Linked DNA regions of Homo sapiens: region 1 is linked to region 2. A link is an interaction called in ENCODE POLR2A ChIA-PET data of the cell type or tissue named here. Cell type or tissue: OCI-LY7. All regions are shown on one strand. Each heading gives the region's core, and the rest is flanking DNA. Links, peaks and the distances in the headings are about the cores only.

The links. ChIA-PET counts read pairs that join two places held together with the same protein. Peaks named below come from ENCODE experiments on the same cell type or tissue, not always from the same donor. Only the 100,000 strongest peaks of a DNase experiment are listed, where the experiment ranks them.
Region 1: POLR2A ChIA-PET joins it to region 2 with 5 read pairs; 2 of 35 experiments call an interaction of 5 or more read pairs at or near these places.

Annotation. Positions count from the first base shown.
Region 1 is chr20:37,271,751-37,279,573 of GRCh38, reverse strand. No RefSeq gene overlaps it. Among named protein-coding and RNA genes, the nearest start is that of GHRH, 14 kb to the right of the region's middle. RefSeq lists a silencer at 2,161-2,210. In OCI-LY7, for the core only: a CTCF peak has its summit at 2,768; DNase peaks (open chromatin) are centred at 2,353 and 4,333; H3K4me3 peaks cover 701 bases; H3K27ac peaks cover 1,260 bases.
Region 2 is chr20:36,696,980-36,704,802 of GRCh38, reverse strand. All of the region lies in intron 3 of NDRG3 (NDRG family member 3), which reads left to right. Among named protein-coding and RNA genes, the nearest start is that of NDRG3, 45 kb to the left of the region's middle. RefSeq lists an enhancer at 7,789-7,823. In OCI-LY7, for the core only: no CTCF peak of the experiment used is centred there; no DNase peak of the experiment used is centred there.

The sequences.
Region 1 (7,823 bases), core at 1,887-6,886, 570 kb before region 2:
AGGAATGTAGCTCGGCAAGGGTCAGAGCTGGCTGGAGAGGATTTAACAGAAATGACAGAAGCCAAAGCCACATCTTCAGGCACTGATTTACCTTGATGGGATCCTGATTCCCCACCGAGAGATGGGCGGGACAAGTCTCAACACCCAGCCCCATCCAACACGTGCAGCAGGCTGAGTGAGAAAGCTGGCCGCGGGGCAAGAACACCATATTAATGGCAAGCCCTTGGAATTCAGGAATTCTTGTACGTTCAACAAATATTTCGAGTCCCAGCTATGCACCAGGCACTATGCTAGGTGACACATACGTGGGTGAAAAAGCAAGATACCGCCGCACCCTCATGGAACCTACATTTAAGTCAAAACAGATGTTATTCCATTAATCAGATCATTTATACAACTGTGGCTGTGTAAGTGAAGATCTTATTTAGGGGTAAAGGGGCAAGATATCTGCAAATTATGCTTAAGAGGTTCAGAAAAAACAATCATATATTATATGTATATAGGTATGATTACATATAATCTATACGTATACATATAAAGAGACAGGGAGAGAGAATCACAAAGGAAATGTGACAAAATGTTAACAATTGTTGAGTCTGGGAGTTTTTACAATTTTTTGTGTTTTTTTTTTTTTTGAGACAGAGTTTCACTCTGTCGACCAGGCTGGAGTGCAGTGGTGCAATCTCGGCTCACTGCAACCTCCACCTCCTGGGCTCAAGAGACCCTCCCGCCTCAGCATCTCAAGTCTCTGGGACTACAGGTGTGCACCACCATGCCTAGTTAATTTTTTGTACTTTTTTGTAGAGATGGGGTTTTACCATGTTGGCCAGGCTGGTCTTGAACTCCTGGGCTCAAGTGATCTACCCACCTTGGCCCCCCAAAGTGCTGGGCTTAGAAGAGTGAGCCACCGCACCCAGCCAGGAGTTCTTTTTATTTTTATTTAATTTTAAAAATTAAATAAAATTTAATTTAATTAAGTTAAAGATAATTTAAGCCAGGCACGATTGCTCACACCTGTAATCCCAGCACTTTGGGAAGCCAAGGCAGGTGGATTGCTGGAGCCCAGAAGTTCGAGACTAGCTTGGGCCACATGGTGAAACTCCTTCTCTACAAAAAATATGCAAAAAATTGCTAGGCGCGGTGGCTCATGTCTGTAATCCCAGCACTTTGGGAGGCCGAAGCGGGAGGATCACGAGGTCAGGAGATTGAGACCATCCTGGCTAAAACGGTGAAACCCCGTCTCTACTAAAAATACAAAAAATTAGCCGGGCATGGTGGCGGATGCTTGTAGTCCCAGCTACTCAGGAGGCTGAGGCAGGAGAATGGAGTGAACACGGGAGGCAGAGCTTGCAGTCAGCCGAGATCACGCCACTGCACTCCAGCCTGGGCAACAGAGCGAGACTCCATCTCAAAAAAAAAAAAATATATATATATATATAAAATTAACCGGGTATGGTGGTGCATGCCTGGAGTTCCAGCCACTCAGGAGACTGAGGTGGGAGAAGCACCTGAACCCTGGAAGTTGAGGCTGCAAAGCCGAGATTGTGCCACTGCACCCCAGCCTGGGTGTCGGAGTGAGACTGTATCTCCATAAATAAATAAATAAAATTCATTTAATTTAAATTATTTAATTTTTGAAATATTATTTTTTTAGAACCAGGGTCTCGCTGTGTTGTGCAGGCTGGAATGCTGCGGCAGTCATAGCTCACTGCAGCCTTGAACTCCTAGGTCAAGCAGTCCTCCCACCTTAACCATCAAGTAGCTGGGACTACAGGCTCGTGCCATCACAGCCAGCTAATTTGCTTGCTTTGTTTTTTGTAAAGATGAGGTCTCGCTATGTTGCCCAGGCTGGTCTTGAACTCCTGGGCTCAAGCGATCCACCCACCCGGGCTTCCCAAAGTGCTGGGATTACAGGCGTGAGCCACCGCACCTGGCCTATAGAGGTTTTTGTATTATTCTTGCAACTTTTCTAAAAGCTCAATGTTGTTTCAAAATTAGACATTTTTTTAGAAACATGTAAATCACATAATACACATAAATTCATTAAATACATTAAAGAATGATAAAATCACATAAATACATTAAGAATGATAACAGTGAGGAGCACTATTTTTTAAAAGTGACTAATGACGTAAGAACTTAAAATGGAGTGGTTTGTCTTATCAGAAGGCCAAGGAGGGCTTCCTGGAGGCAACACATTTAAGCTAAGGTCTGAGTGGAAGTTGATCGGGGGAAAGAGCTGCCTTCCAGGGAGAGGACACAGCAGAGGCCATGCAGCAAGAAAGAACAGAGCACCTTGGAGGAACTGAAAAAAGAAATCAGAGCAGCTGGAGCCAAGAGCCACACAGCCCCTCCTTCCTCACGTGATGATGAGCCGGACAGAGGGCAAGGTGTCAGGAAAGGGCTTCTCTTCTGGCCCAGGATGGGGTCTGTTTTGTTTTTCCTCTGCCCTTTCGGGTTCAAGTTCTTCTGCAACTTCCTCTGGCTCCCCTCCAATCTCAAGTTCTTCAGACTCTGCTCAAATGCAGTTCCCCAGGTCAAGGTCCCAGAATCCCAGCAACATATGGCAACTGGACCTGCCGGCTTTCACAGCCCCCTCCCCTTTAGCTCCATCTCAGCCCCACATCCCTGGTCCCCATCCGTCAACCCCTTTACCTGCCATTAAAATGAAACAAAACAACAAAAAAAAACACATTGGGCTGTTGTTTCAACTTATTTCTTCAATTTGCTTCCTGAGCCTCAGGCAGCTGGCTCCATCTGTGGACGGCTCTGTGCAGTTTCCACGTGCTCTCCGTCTACCATCCATTTCCAGAGAGCTCACGTAGTGCTGCGTTTCAGATTTCCTCTGGGGCGTCAGCCAAGAGCAACGCTGGGTGATTTTGTAGCATGAACCTGCATCATCAACACATGGCATCCTTCACCGAGGTTAGCCAAGTATTCTTTTTTTTGTTTGTTTGTTTTAAGACAGAGTCTCACCTGTTGCCCAGGCTGGAGTGTAGTGGTGTGATCTCGGCTCACTGCAACCTCTGCCTCCTGGGTTCAAGCGATTCTCCTGCCTCAGCCTCCCTAGTAGCTGGGATTACAGGCACGCGCCACCACACCCTGCTAATTTTTGTATTTTTAGTAGAGACGAGGTTTTGCCATGTTGGCCAGGTTGGTCTTGAACTCCTGATCTCAAGTGATCCACCCGCCTCGGCCTCCCAAAGTGCTGGGATTGCAGGGCACGAGCCACCGCTCCCGGCCTATCCAAGCATTTTGCAGATGCAGTGTAACATTGAGCCAAATCCTAGTAACGCTTTCTAAACCCCAGGAAGTAAGCACTGTTTCACTAGGTATTCACTGAATCAGAGAACTCGACTCTTAAAGGAAATGATGAGGTCTTATGGTCTAATACCCTCACTTTACAGACAGCTCAGGTAAGTCAAGGAATTTGCCCAAGGTCACAGAGCAATTTCATGGAGGAGCTGGACCAATATATATATTTTTTTTTTTAAGAAAAAGTCTCACTTTGTTGCCCAGGCTGGAGTGCAGTGGCACGATCTCAGCTCAATGCAAACTCCACCTCCACGGCTCAAGCAATTCTCGTGCCTTGGTCCCCCAAGTAGCTGGGATTACAGTGCTTGCCAACATGCCTGGCTAATTTTTGTATTTTTAGTAGAGACCACACCTGGCTAATTTATTTTTTTTTTCTTTTGAAATGGAGTCTTGCTCTTGTCACCCAGGCTGGAGTACAGTGGCACGATCTCGGCTTACTGCAGCCTCCACCTCCCAGGTTCAAGCTATTCTCCTGCCTCAGCCTCCTGAGTAGCTGGGATTACAGGCGCACGCCACCACGCCCTGCTAATTTTTGTACTTGTAGTAGATACGGGGTTTCGCCATGTTGGCCAGGCTGGTCTCAAACTCTTGACCTCAGGTGATCCGCCTGCCTCGGCCTCCCAAAGTGCTGGGATTAAAGGCATGAGCCACCGGCTAATTTTTGTATTTTTAGTAGAGACGGGGTTTCACCAGTCTGAGTCTCAAACTTCTGACCTCAAGTGATCCACCTGCGTCGGCCCCCCAAAGTGCTGGGATTACAGATGTAAGCCACTGCACCTGGTCTAGAAATCTGATTTCTTGATGCCTAGTAGAAGGTCAGTGTCCACAATAACCAGTTAATAATCAATGGACATGACCTCTCAGGAAGCTGGGATTCTGAATAGCAGCAACTGAAGAGCCTTTATCTAAGAAGTGAGCAGTTTGCACAGCCTTGTGGGAAATAAACCCCATGCCTCTATCTCATTGCATTTAGCAATACTGTATTTGTTGTGTTATTTTTATCCATTTGGTTTCACTCTAGCCCGGGTTCCTATTTCTCATTTATGACTAAAGACCCTCGCATGAGGAAAGGGGAAGTCAGAAAGAAAGAAGAGTCTTGTCTTTTGTACTCTGTAAACCTTTCCAGTCTTTTTTTTCTTCCTTTATAACATTTCCTTTCCAGAGCCAGACAAGCTTCTCAAATCTCCTGCATTTCCAACCCCCTGTTCGCCTTGGCTGTAATTATCTTGGGAAAATTTAAATTCCTTATCATGGCTTTGTGACAGTGCTGGCTCAAGATATACAAGCCCACTTCCATTCTGAGGTCTTGTCAGATTGTCCTCGATAGGTTTCCTTAATAGGAATTATTGTTAGATTTTTTTTTTAAAGTGTGATAATGGGATTGTGACTATGTCTAAAAAAGAGCCTTATCTTTCTGAGATACATACTGAAATATTTATCGATGAAATAATATGAAGTCTGTGGTTTTCTTCAATATATTCTAGTGGGAGAAGGAATGAAAAATAGGCTCACTTAATATGCTGGTCTCCCCTGCCTCTGTCCTGCAAGTTATTCTTTTTTTGTTTTTTTAGATGGAGTATCGCTCTGTCCCCCAGGCTGGAGTGCAATGACATGATCTCAGCTCACTGCAACCTGCCTCCCGGATTCAGGTGATTCTCCGGCCTCAGCCTCCCGAGTACCTGGGATTATAGGTGCCTGCCACCACACCCGGGTAATTTTTGTATTTTTAGTAGAGATGGGGTTTCACTACTTTGGCCAGGCTGGTCTCAAACTCCTGACCTCAGGAGATCCACCTGTCTCAGCCTCCCAAAGTGCTGGGATTGCAGGCGTGAGCCACCGCGCCTGGCCTCCTGCAAGTTCTTTTTGCTGCATCTTCCTCACCTCCACCCATTCACCCCCAATCTTTGAATCTGTTTATTTTGTGTCTGGGGACAGGATTTGCCTTTGGGAGACTCAGCCAAGAGAGTATGGGCACTGGAGCCAAAGAGACTTAGGTTCAAAACTCCAGCCTTACCCTGCTAAGCATAGTGGCCATGGACAAGTTATTTAATTGTCTGAGTCCCAGTTTCCCCATCTGCAAAGTGGAGATAATAAATTAAAAAACAACCAAACAGCTACTTTTCTAGTGTGTTCTTCTTGCCTCTTTCCTTCTCCTTTCCCTCCCCTCCCCTCCCCTCCTCTCCCCTCCCCTCCCCTTCTCTTCGCTTCTGCTTTTGACATGGGGAGTGGGTGTCTTGCTTTGTTGCCCAGGTTGGTCTCAAACTCCTGGCCTCAAGCAATCCCACCTTGGCCACCCAAAGTGCTGGGCTTACAGGTGTGGCCCAGCACACCTGGCCTCTTTTTCTAATTCTGCCTCCACGTGCCCTGAAGATTCGTAAGCAGTCTACAGTCTTCTAATACCTCTTTGCTCTTCAAAGTCTCAGCCAGACGTGGTGGCTTATGCCTGTAATCCCAGCATTCTGGGAGGCCGAGGCTGGCAGATCACCTGAGGTTGGGAGTTTGAGACCAGTCTGACCAACATGGAGAAACCCTGTCTCTACTAAAAATACAAAATTAGCCAGGTATGGTGGCGCATGCCTGTAATCCCAGCTACTTGGGAGGCTGAGGCAGGAGAATCGCTTGATCCCAGGAGGCAGAGGTTGCGGTGAGCCAAGATTGCACCATTGCACTTCAGCCTGGGCAACAAGAGCAAAACTCCCTCTCAAAAAAAAAAAAAAAAAAAAAAAAAAAAAAGCTCTCCCCTCAACTTCAACCACCTTCTCCAAGCTTCGGACAAGATCCAATACCTGTTACCCACATCCTCCTGGAGGTCACATGAGTGAAAAACTCAACTCATGCAAATTGGCTCTATTGTTCCTCCCCTCAACCCACTGCCCTGGTGCATCCTGATCAGCCCTTGAGGCCCCCCAGCCCATTCTCAACAACCTCTCCTTCACCTTCCTCATCCATCTACTGCAGGCCTGCGCCCCATTTTTCAGAGCCCTCTCAAATCCAGCGCCCCCACTCCCATGCTCCTTGCCCACCGCCCCCCCAAACCCCCAGCTCAGGCCTCCAGGATGGCTGGCCTGGACAGCTGTGAAAGCTTCCTCACTGGGCTTCTTCTCTCTAGCCTCTCGGGTCTCTGTTCCTCCCACCAGGCTGCTGGCAACATTTTCCTTCCAAAACCACCACTCCAGGGCTTGAAAGCCTCCAATGGACTCTCTCCATTGAGAACAAGACAGGTCCAAATTCCTTAGCATGGCATTTAACACCCTGCACAGCTTGGCCCTAATGCATTGTTCCAGATTCATCCACATTTCTTGCCGCTGAAGCCACAGGCCCGAGTTTCCCAGTCTGTGGGACCTCGCACCTGTACCAGAATCACTTGAGGCCCTAGTTAAAAATTCAGAACCCTGGGCCCTACCCTGGACAACTGAATCTGGGGTCCAGGTCCGAAGCCCAGAAAGATGTGAGGACCCTCACTCCAGCCACACCAAATAATTTGTTGTTCACTAACCAGGCCTCCAAGCCTTTGCTCAGGCTGGATTAATTTTTCCTCTTTCTTCAAGATCCAGCTTAAAAGTCACATCCTGGCCGGGCACAGTGACTCACGTCTATAATCCCGGCACTTTGGGTGGCTGAGGCAGGTGGATTGCTTGACCCCACAGGTTCTAGACCAGCCTGGGCAACATGGAGGAACCCCGTTTCTGCAAAAAATACAAAAGTAGCCTGGCATGGTGGCACGTGCCTGTAGCCCCAGCTACTCAGGAGGCTGAGGTGGGGGAATCACCCAAGCCCAGGAGGCAGAGGTTGCAGTGAGCCCAGATCATGCCACTGCACTCCAGCCTGGGTGACAGAGTGAGACCTTGTTTCCAAAAAAAAGGAGCCAGACGAGGTGGCTCACACCTGTAATCCCAACACTTTGGGAGGCTGAGGGGGGTGGATTATTTGAGGTCAGGCATTCAAGACCAGCCTGGCCAACATGGTGAAACCCCATCTCTGCTAAAAATACAAAAATTAGCCGGGCGGTAGTGACGCGCACCTGTAATCCACTACTCCGGAGGCTGAGGCAGGAGAATCGCTTGAGCCCGGGAGGCGGAGCTTGCAGTGAGCCAAGATCGTGCCACTGCACTCCAGTCTGTGCGACAGAGTGAGAGCTTGTGCCCCCCTCCCAAAAAAAAGTTACATCCTAGGCAAAGCCTTTCCTGCTCCTTAGCAGGGTGAAGGCCACACCCACTCTGCTCCCACAGCTCCTTGTATGCACCTCGATTATAGACTGTGTATATCACACTGTGTAATTATCTGTTTGCCCACTTGTCTAGCTAGGATGAAAATTGCACCAAAGCAAGTCCACAGAATGCCTGGAGCCCCCAACTCGGTGAATGGCACATAGCGGCACTTGATAAATATCAGTTCATTTGAATTGTGCTTTACACTTCCTTGGCTCCTGGACACCAAACACAGCACTTAGCACCTGATGGGTATTATTACATCGATATCTGATGGATAAATTATCAAAGGATGGAAGG
Region 2 (7,823 bases), core at 1,510-6,509:
AGTTACAGATTTCTGAATCTCAGTTCCAAACTCGTTTGTAATAACTATTTGGTACTTTGTATATAGAACATTATCAGCCTAGTGCTGATACAGTCATTCACTGTAGGCAATGGCTCCTTTCCTCTAAAACAATAAGTTACGTTATTTTTTAATAAATAGTGACAGTCAAGTTTGGGTTGGATTGTTTTTAATTTGATCTAACTTCAGTTATGGTTTGGATCCTAGGTTGAACCAGTAGAGCTTGATTACTGTTAATATTTGATATAATTTACCAAGAAGGAAAACATTAGAGAGAGGGTGACAGTAAAATTCAAGGTGAGGAACTCCAGAAATAGTATATGTATACATGTATACTCCTGCCCCAAAGTGTAGAAGTATTAATTTTCATCAAATTCAGCACCTCCTCCGAAGTAAGAAAATTAGAATATAGTGGGGTGCGGTGGCTAACGCCTGTAATCCCAGCACTTTGGGAGGCTGAGGTCAGGAGTTCACGAGGTCAGGAGTTCAAGACCAGCCTGGCCAACATAGTGAAACCCCATCTCTACTAAAAATACAAAAATTAGCCAGGCATGGTGGTTTGCGTCTGTAATCCGAGCTACTCAGGAGGCTGAGGCAGGAGAATTGCTTGAATCCAGAAGGCGGAGGCTGCAGTGAGCTGAGATCCTGCCACTGCACTCCAGCCTGGGCAACAGAGTGAGACTCCATCTCAAAGAAAAAAAGGAAAAAAAGAGAAAAAATTAGAATATAAAAGATTACATACTTGTTGCAAAATAAATGAGAAAACACCAAAAAGTAAATAAATAAAAATCACCTGCTATTTCACTAGTGTTAATATTTTGGCATATGTCATTTGAGATTTTTTTTCCATACATATATATAATTGTAGATATGAAATTGAGTTTTAGAAATATAATTATGAGTCACTTTTTAATATTAAGGCTTAAAAATAGTCTGGCAAAAATTCTTGATACTTTGGGTAAAGCTTTAAAATAGTAACATGTTCCGGCCTTGTGAAATAGAACTTTTAGTTCTGTTCTGATACAAACAGAAAGGCTGGGTGCTATGGCTCATGCCTGTAATCCCAGAGCTTTGGGAGGCTAATGCAGGAGAATTGTGTGAGCCCAGGAGTTTGAGAACAGCCTGAGCAACATAGGGAGACCCCCTTCTCTACAAAAAATTAAAAAATAAAAAATTAGCTGGGCACGATGGCATGCGCCTGTAGTCCCAGCACTTTGGGAGGCTGAGGCAAGCGGATTGCTTGAGCCCAGGAGTTTGAGACCAGCCTAGGCAACATAGTGAGACCCCAGTCTTTCTCTCTATATATTACACACACACACACATATAGATAGATAGATAGATAGATAGATAGATAGATAGATAGGATATTACATATATATATATTTAGAGACGAGGGTCTCACTATGTTGAGTATATATGTATATATATATGTGTGTGTGGGTATATATATCCACACACATACATGTAAACTATATAGATATATTACAGATAACTATAGCATCTGTCCCAACACTCTCTAATATACATGTATATGATATACATATATACACGTGTAGTATACATATATGTATATTAGAGACAGCATTGAGACAGATGCTGTAATTTATATGTGTATATGATATATTGCTTTAGATAAATAACACTTATTTTGTGTATAATCAGAAACAAATTTAGAAAACTTAGAAAAGCATAAAAATAAAGATTGCTTATAATTCTGCGGGTAGATCACCTGAGATCAGGAGTTCGAGACCAGCCTGGCCAACATGGTGAAACCCTGTCTCTACTAAAAATACAAAAATTAGGCCAGGTCTGGTGGCTCACAACTGTAATCCCAGCACTTTGGGAGGCTGAGGTGGGCAGATGACCTGAGGTCGGGAGTTCAAGACCAGCCTGACCAGCATGGAGAAACCCCGTCTCTATTGAAAATACAAAACTAGCCAGGCATGTGCATGCCTGTAATCCCGGCTACTTGAGAGGCTGAGGCAGGATGATTGCTTGAACCTGAGAGGTGGAGGTTGAGGTGAGCCGAGATCGCACCATTGCACTCCAGCCTGGTCAACAAGAGCGAAACTCCATCTCAAAAAAAAAAAAAAATTAGCTGGGCATGGTGGCAGGTGCCTGTAATCCCAGCTGTTTGGGAGGCTGAGACAGGAGAATGGCTTGAACCCGGGAGGCAGAGTGTGCAGTGAGCTGAGATTGAGCCTTTGCACTGCAGCCTGGGTGACAGGAGTGAAACTCTGTCTCAAAAACAAACAAACAAAAATCTTGTATAACAAAAACTATACCCAGGCCTCATACAGTAGCCTGCTTATTGGAAACAATAACAGTTCATACTAATAAAAATATTGGGGCCGGGCGCGGTCGCTCACGCCTGTAATCCCAGCACTTTGGGAGGCCGAGGTGGGCGGATCATGAGGTCAGGAGATCGAGACCATCCTGGCTAACACGGTGAAACCCCATCTCTACTAAAAATACAAAAAAATTAGCCGGCATAGTGGCGGGCACCTGTGGTCCCTGCTACTTGGGAGGCTGAGGCAGGAGAATGGCGTGAACCCAGGAGGCGGAGCTTGCAGTGAACCAAGATCACGCCACTGCACTCCAGCCTGGGCCACAGAGCAAGACTCCGTCTCAAAAAAAAAAGTTGACATTTCCCAGAGTATGTTGTCATGCAAATATAACTAAACTAGTTCAGACTAGCCAGAAAGAGGAAGAAATAGTAACAGGCATGAAATGATCATGATTTAGTGATTTAGCATGATTTAGTTAAGTTTAGAAATATGGGACAAGTCAGATCGTGTCATTCCAGTGACAACACATTTATTGAAGTCAGAGGGCTCAAGAAAAAAGTGAAAGTTGGTTATTAAATAATGGTAATATCTTAAACTCTTACATTCTTAAAAGGCTTTTTTTTTTTTTTTTTTAAAGATGCAGGGTCTCAGCTGGGCACAGTGGCTCACGCCTGTAATCCCAGCACTTTAGGAGGCCGAGGCAGGTGGATCACCTGAGGTCAGGAGTTCGAAACCAGCCTGGCCAACATGGAGTAACCCTGTCTCTATTAAAAAATACAAAATTAGCCAGGCATGGTGGCGCATGCCTGTAATCCCAGCTCCTCAGTAGGCTGAGGCAGGAAAATTGCTTGAACCCAGGAGGCGGAGGTTGTGGTGGGCTGAGATCGCACCATTGCACTCCAGCCTGGGCAAAAAGAGCAAAACGCCATCTCAAAAAAAAAAAAAAAAAAAAGATACAGGGTCTTACTTTGTCACCCAGGCTGGGGTGCAGTGACGTGATTATAGCTCACAGTAACCTCGAACTCCTGGGCTGAAGCAATCTTCCCGCTTCAGCCTCCTGAGTAGCTGGGACTACAGGCACATGCCACCGTGCCTGGCTAATTAGAAAATATATATATTTTTTGTAGAGATGGGGTCTTGCTCTGTTGCTCAGACTGGTCTTGAACTCCTGGCCTCAAGTGATACTCTCACCTTGGCTTCCCAGAATGCTAGGATTACAGACCTGAGCCATCCTGCCTGACCTTAAAAAGACCTTGTGTTTAAGACTACAGCTTTCATTAGGTGGGAGAGACAGTCCAGAATAGAGAAGTATGTCAAGGACCTTTATGATTTCATGTTGTTTTATAAACATGGAGAATAAAGGGATTATGTTCAAGAAGTGCATAGCCTTGGAGGTAATAAATAATCAGTAAGTACTGGGAGAGCCGGGGAATGGTGGCTCATGCCTATATTCCCAGCACTTTGGGAGGCTGTGGCAGGAAGATCACTTGAGCCCAGGAGTTTGAGATCAGCTTGGGCAATATAGGGAGACCCCATCTCTGCAAAAAATTTAAAAATTAGCTGGGTATGATGGCAAGCATGTGTGCTCCAAGCTACTTGGGGGGCTGAGGTAGGAGGATCATTTGAGCCCAGGAGTTCAAGATTACAGTGAGCTATGATCACACCACTGGACTCCAGCCTAGGAGACAATGACGAGACCCTGTCTCAAAAAAAAAGAAGAAAGAAAAGGAAAAGCAAAGAAACTGCTGGGAGAGATGGGAGAGATCTATGACCAGAGCCTATCAGATGCTCCCTTAGACTGTGCTCTTTGAGCACAGGCTCATTGTGTAGTCACACTCTAGAATGCTGGGGTGGGAGATGAGATAACTGGATAGAGAGCCTGTAAAACAGATGATAATTGACTAAGACAAAAAGGTAGCAACAGCACGTTACTCCCTGCAGTGGCCTGACAACTGAATCAGCTCCTTAGCCAGGGTCTCTGCACATTCATCTTCAGATGGAGTTTTTTTCAAGCTGTTCATTCACAAGGTCACGAAAAATATGCATGCCAATCACCATGGAGGTGAGTGCTTCCTTTCTTTTTGTTTTTTATTCTGCTAAGCATATTTACATTCACATACTTTGAAAATGAAGAACTTTGAGACATTGACAACTAGGGGCTGCTCCAAATAGGGCAATGATCAGGGCCTAGGACTCTTGGATACTTTTGTTGTTACATGACTTGAGGGCATATTATGGCATGGTAGGGGCTGAGATATCCCTAAAAAGTTGAAATTTTGTAAGGAGCCAATTTTACTTTTGAATATCATCCAGATTATGAAATGGCAACAAAGTAGTAACTTTGCCCTATTCCTTCATCTACTTTTTTTTTTTTTTTTTTTTTGAGACTGATTGTCACTCTGTCACCCAGGCTGGAGTGCAGCGGTGTGATCTTGGCTCACTGAAACCTCCGCCTCCTGGGTTCAAGCAATTCTCCTCCCTCCTGAGTAGCTGGGATTACAGGCGCTTGCCTCCGCGCCTGGCTAATTTTTGTATTTTTAGTAGAGACGGGTTTCACCATGTTGGTCAGGCTGGTCTTGAATTCCTGACCTCGTGATCCGCCTGCCTCAGCCTCCTAAAGTGCTGGGATTTTACAAATGTGAGCCACCGTGCCCGGCCTCCCTCATCTACTTTTAAAGTATTGTCTTTTACCCCCACCTGTTATATCTCCCTTTTTACCATCCTTCTCCTGACCTTCCCTGGCAGCTCACTGTCTCATCCCCATCCACCTCCTGTGTGTACCCACACACACACACACACACACCCTACCACCACCACCACCACCACCAGTTACCATCAGTTACCGGGCCTTGGCAAGGTCCTGCTATGCGTAGAGCCAGAGTATAAACTGGTGTTTCCCTCAGTTCTCAGCAGTGGCCAAACTGGAATCTTTAAGCAGGACCCTACTGAAGGTTTGAGTTTGACAGAAGACAGGTTCCAGCAACCAGATTGTCAAGGTGACAAGTTGTCGGACGCTCTCTTTAACTTGGATTTGCCTGTAGTGTCACTCCATATGGCAGACACTTTCTCCTTCTCTCCCTTTTTCTTGCTGCCTCCCCCCGCTTTATTCTTTATATCTCTCAAGAAACAAAACATGAGAGATATTGAAACCTCCTTTAGTTCTCTTTAATAATTTATCCATTCCCAGAAGGAAACAAAGTTCTAAAGTTAGTGTACCTTGTTTCTCCTCCAAGTTTTTATACTTTAGTTATAGGCTGGCTGTGCTGGCTCATGCCTGTAGTAGCGCTTTGGGTGGCTGATTTGGGACAATCACTTGAGGCCAGGAATTCAAGACCAGCCTGGGCAAATATGGAGACCCCGTCTCTCCAAGAAATCTAAAAAATAAAAATTAGCCAGGTGTAGCAGTATGCGCCTGTAGTCCTAGCTACTTGGGAGGCTGAGGTGAGAGGATTGCTTGAGCCCAGGAGTTCTATGCTGCAGTGAGCTATGATCACATCACTGCACTCTAGCCTGGGCACTAGAATGAGATCCTGTCTCTAAATATATATGTGTACGTATATGTATGTATACATATATATAAATAAACAGAATCTATAGTGTTGCTTTTTAAAATATTGGCATAAGTGGTATATTTTTAATATATATCCTTTTGCATCTTGCTCTTTTACATTTTTTTGAAGATTTTCTGTGTGTATTAATGCTAATAATTCTAGTTCATTTTTATCTGTATGTCATTATATGAATAAATCGTAATTCATTTATTAATTTCCCCATTGATGAATATTTGGGCTGTTTCCAGTTTTTTTGACATTATAGAGAAGGTTGTGATGTTTACACCCTTGACCAACACAGGTTTGAACTGTATAGGTTCACTTATACATGGCTTTTTTTTCAATACATAAATTGGATTTTTTTTTTTTTAAGAAAGGGTCTTGCTCTGTCACCCAGGCTGGAGTGCAGTGGCAAGAACATGGCTTACTGTAGCTCAAGTGATTTTCCTACCTCAGCCTCCAAGTAACTGGGACCACAGGCATGCACCACCAGGCCTGGCTATTTTTTAAAAATTTTTTGTAGAGACAGGGTCTCACCATGTTGCCCAGGCTGGTCTCAAACTCCTGGGCTCGAGCAGTCCTCCTACCCCAGCCTCCCAAAGTGCTGGGATTACAGGCATGAGCCACCACACACAGTCAGAAAGCTTCCGGAGATTTGTAGCAATATGAAAAAACCCACAGCGGGGCAGGATGGCTCATGCCTATAATCCCAGCACTTTGGGAGGCCAAGGCAGCCAGGTCACCTGAGTTCAGGAGTTTGAGACCAGCCTGGCCAACATGTTGAAATGGTATCTCTACTAAAAATACAAAAAATCAGCCAGGTGTGGTGGCGTGTGCCTGTAGTCCCAGCTACTCAGGAGGCCAAGGCAGGAAAATCACTTGAACCCAGGAAGTGGAAGTTGCAGTGAGCTGAGATCGGGCCACTGCATTCCAGCCTGGGTGACAGAGCAAGACTCTGTCTCAAAAAAAAAAAAAAAAAAAAGAAAAAAGAAAAAAACTCGCAAATTATGTAACCTAGAACTATTGGAAACATTCGGAAAAAGGTATGTCATGATTGTATAAACTATATGTAGACATTAGTCTATTTTATCATTTACTAACATAAAATATACACAAATCTATTACAAAAAGTTAAAATTTATGCACACACTTATAGATCATACATGGCACCATTCATGGTTGAGAGAAATGTAAACAAATGTAAAGATGCAGTATTAAATCTTTTTTTTTTTTTTTTGAGACAGAGTTTTGCTTTTGTTGCCCAGGCTGGAGTGCGATGGCACGGTCTTGGCCCACTGCAACCTCCGCCTCCCGGGTGCAAGCGATTCTTCTGCCTCAACCTCCCAAGTAGCTGGGATTATAGGCACCCGCCACCACGCCTGGCTAATTTTTGTATTTTTTAGTAGAGATGGGGTTTCGCCATACTGGCCAGGCTGGTCTCAAACTCCTGACCTCAGGTGATCCACCAGCCTCAGCCTCCCAAAGTGCTGGGATTACAGGTGTGAGCCACTGCGCCCGGCCCTGAACAGATTTTAATGCAGACAAAAGTGCCCTATTCTTGGGGGGGAAAAAACCTGCCACAAAGGACATATTAGTAAGGAAGAGAAATGAGCACCAGAATTTAAGGCATGAAGGGATGGGCTAACTCTGTTTTGTGTAAATGCGGCCAGGTTTATGATCAGGACTGCCCTATCTTTAAACTTGCAAACCCCTAAGCTTTGAAGGGAAACAAAAAACACCAGCTGCCAGTGTTTTGATTGTACAGCAAGAAGGCCTAGATAATGAGAACACTTTTTCTGGATTGGTTCCATCTACGCTTTGTCTCTGAAGTCACAAAATACCTTGCCAGTGAGAGGCTGCCTTTCAAAGTTCTTTTGATATGGACAATGCCCCTGGCCACCCAGAACCCCAGAACTTCAGTATTGAGTTAAATACTGAAGGTGTCTAAGTGTTCTACTTGCCCTCA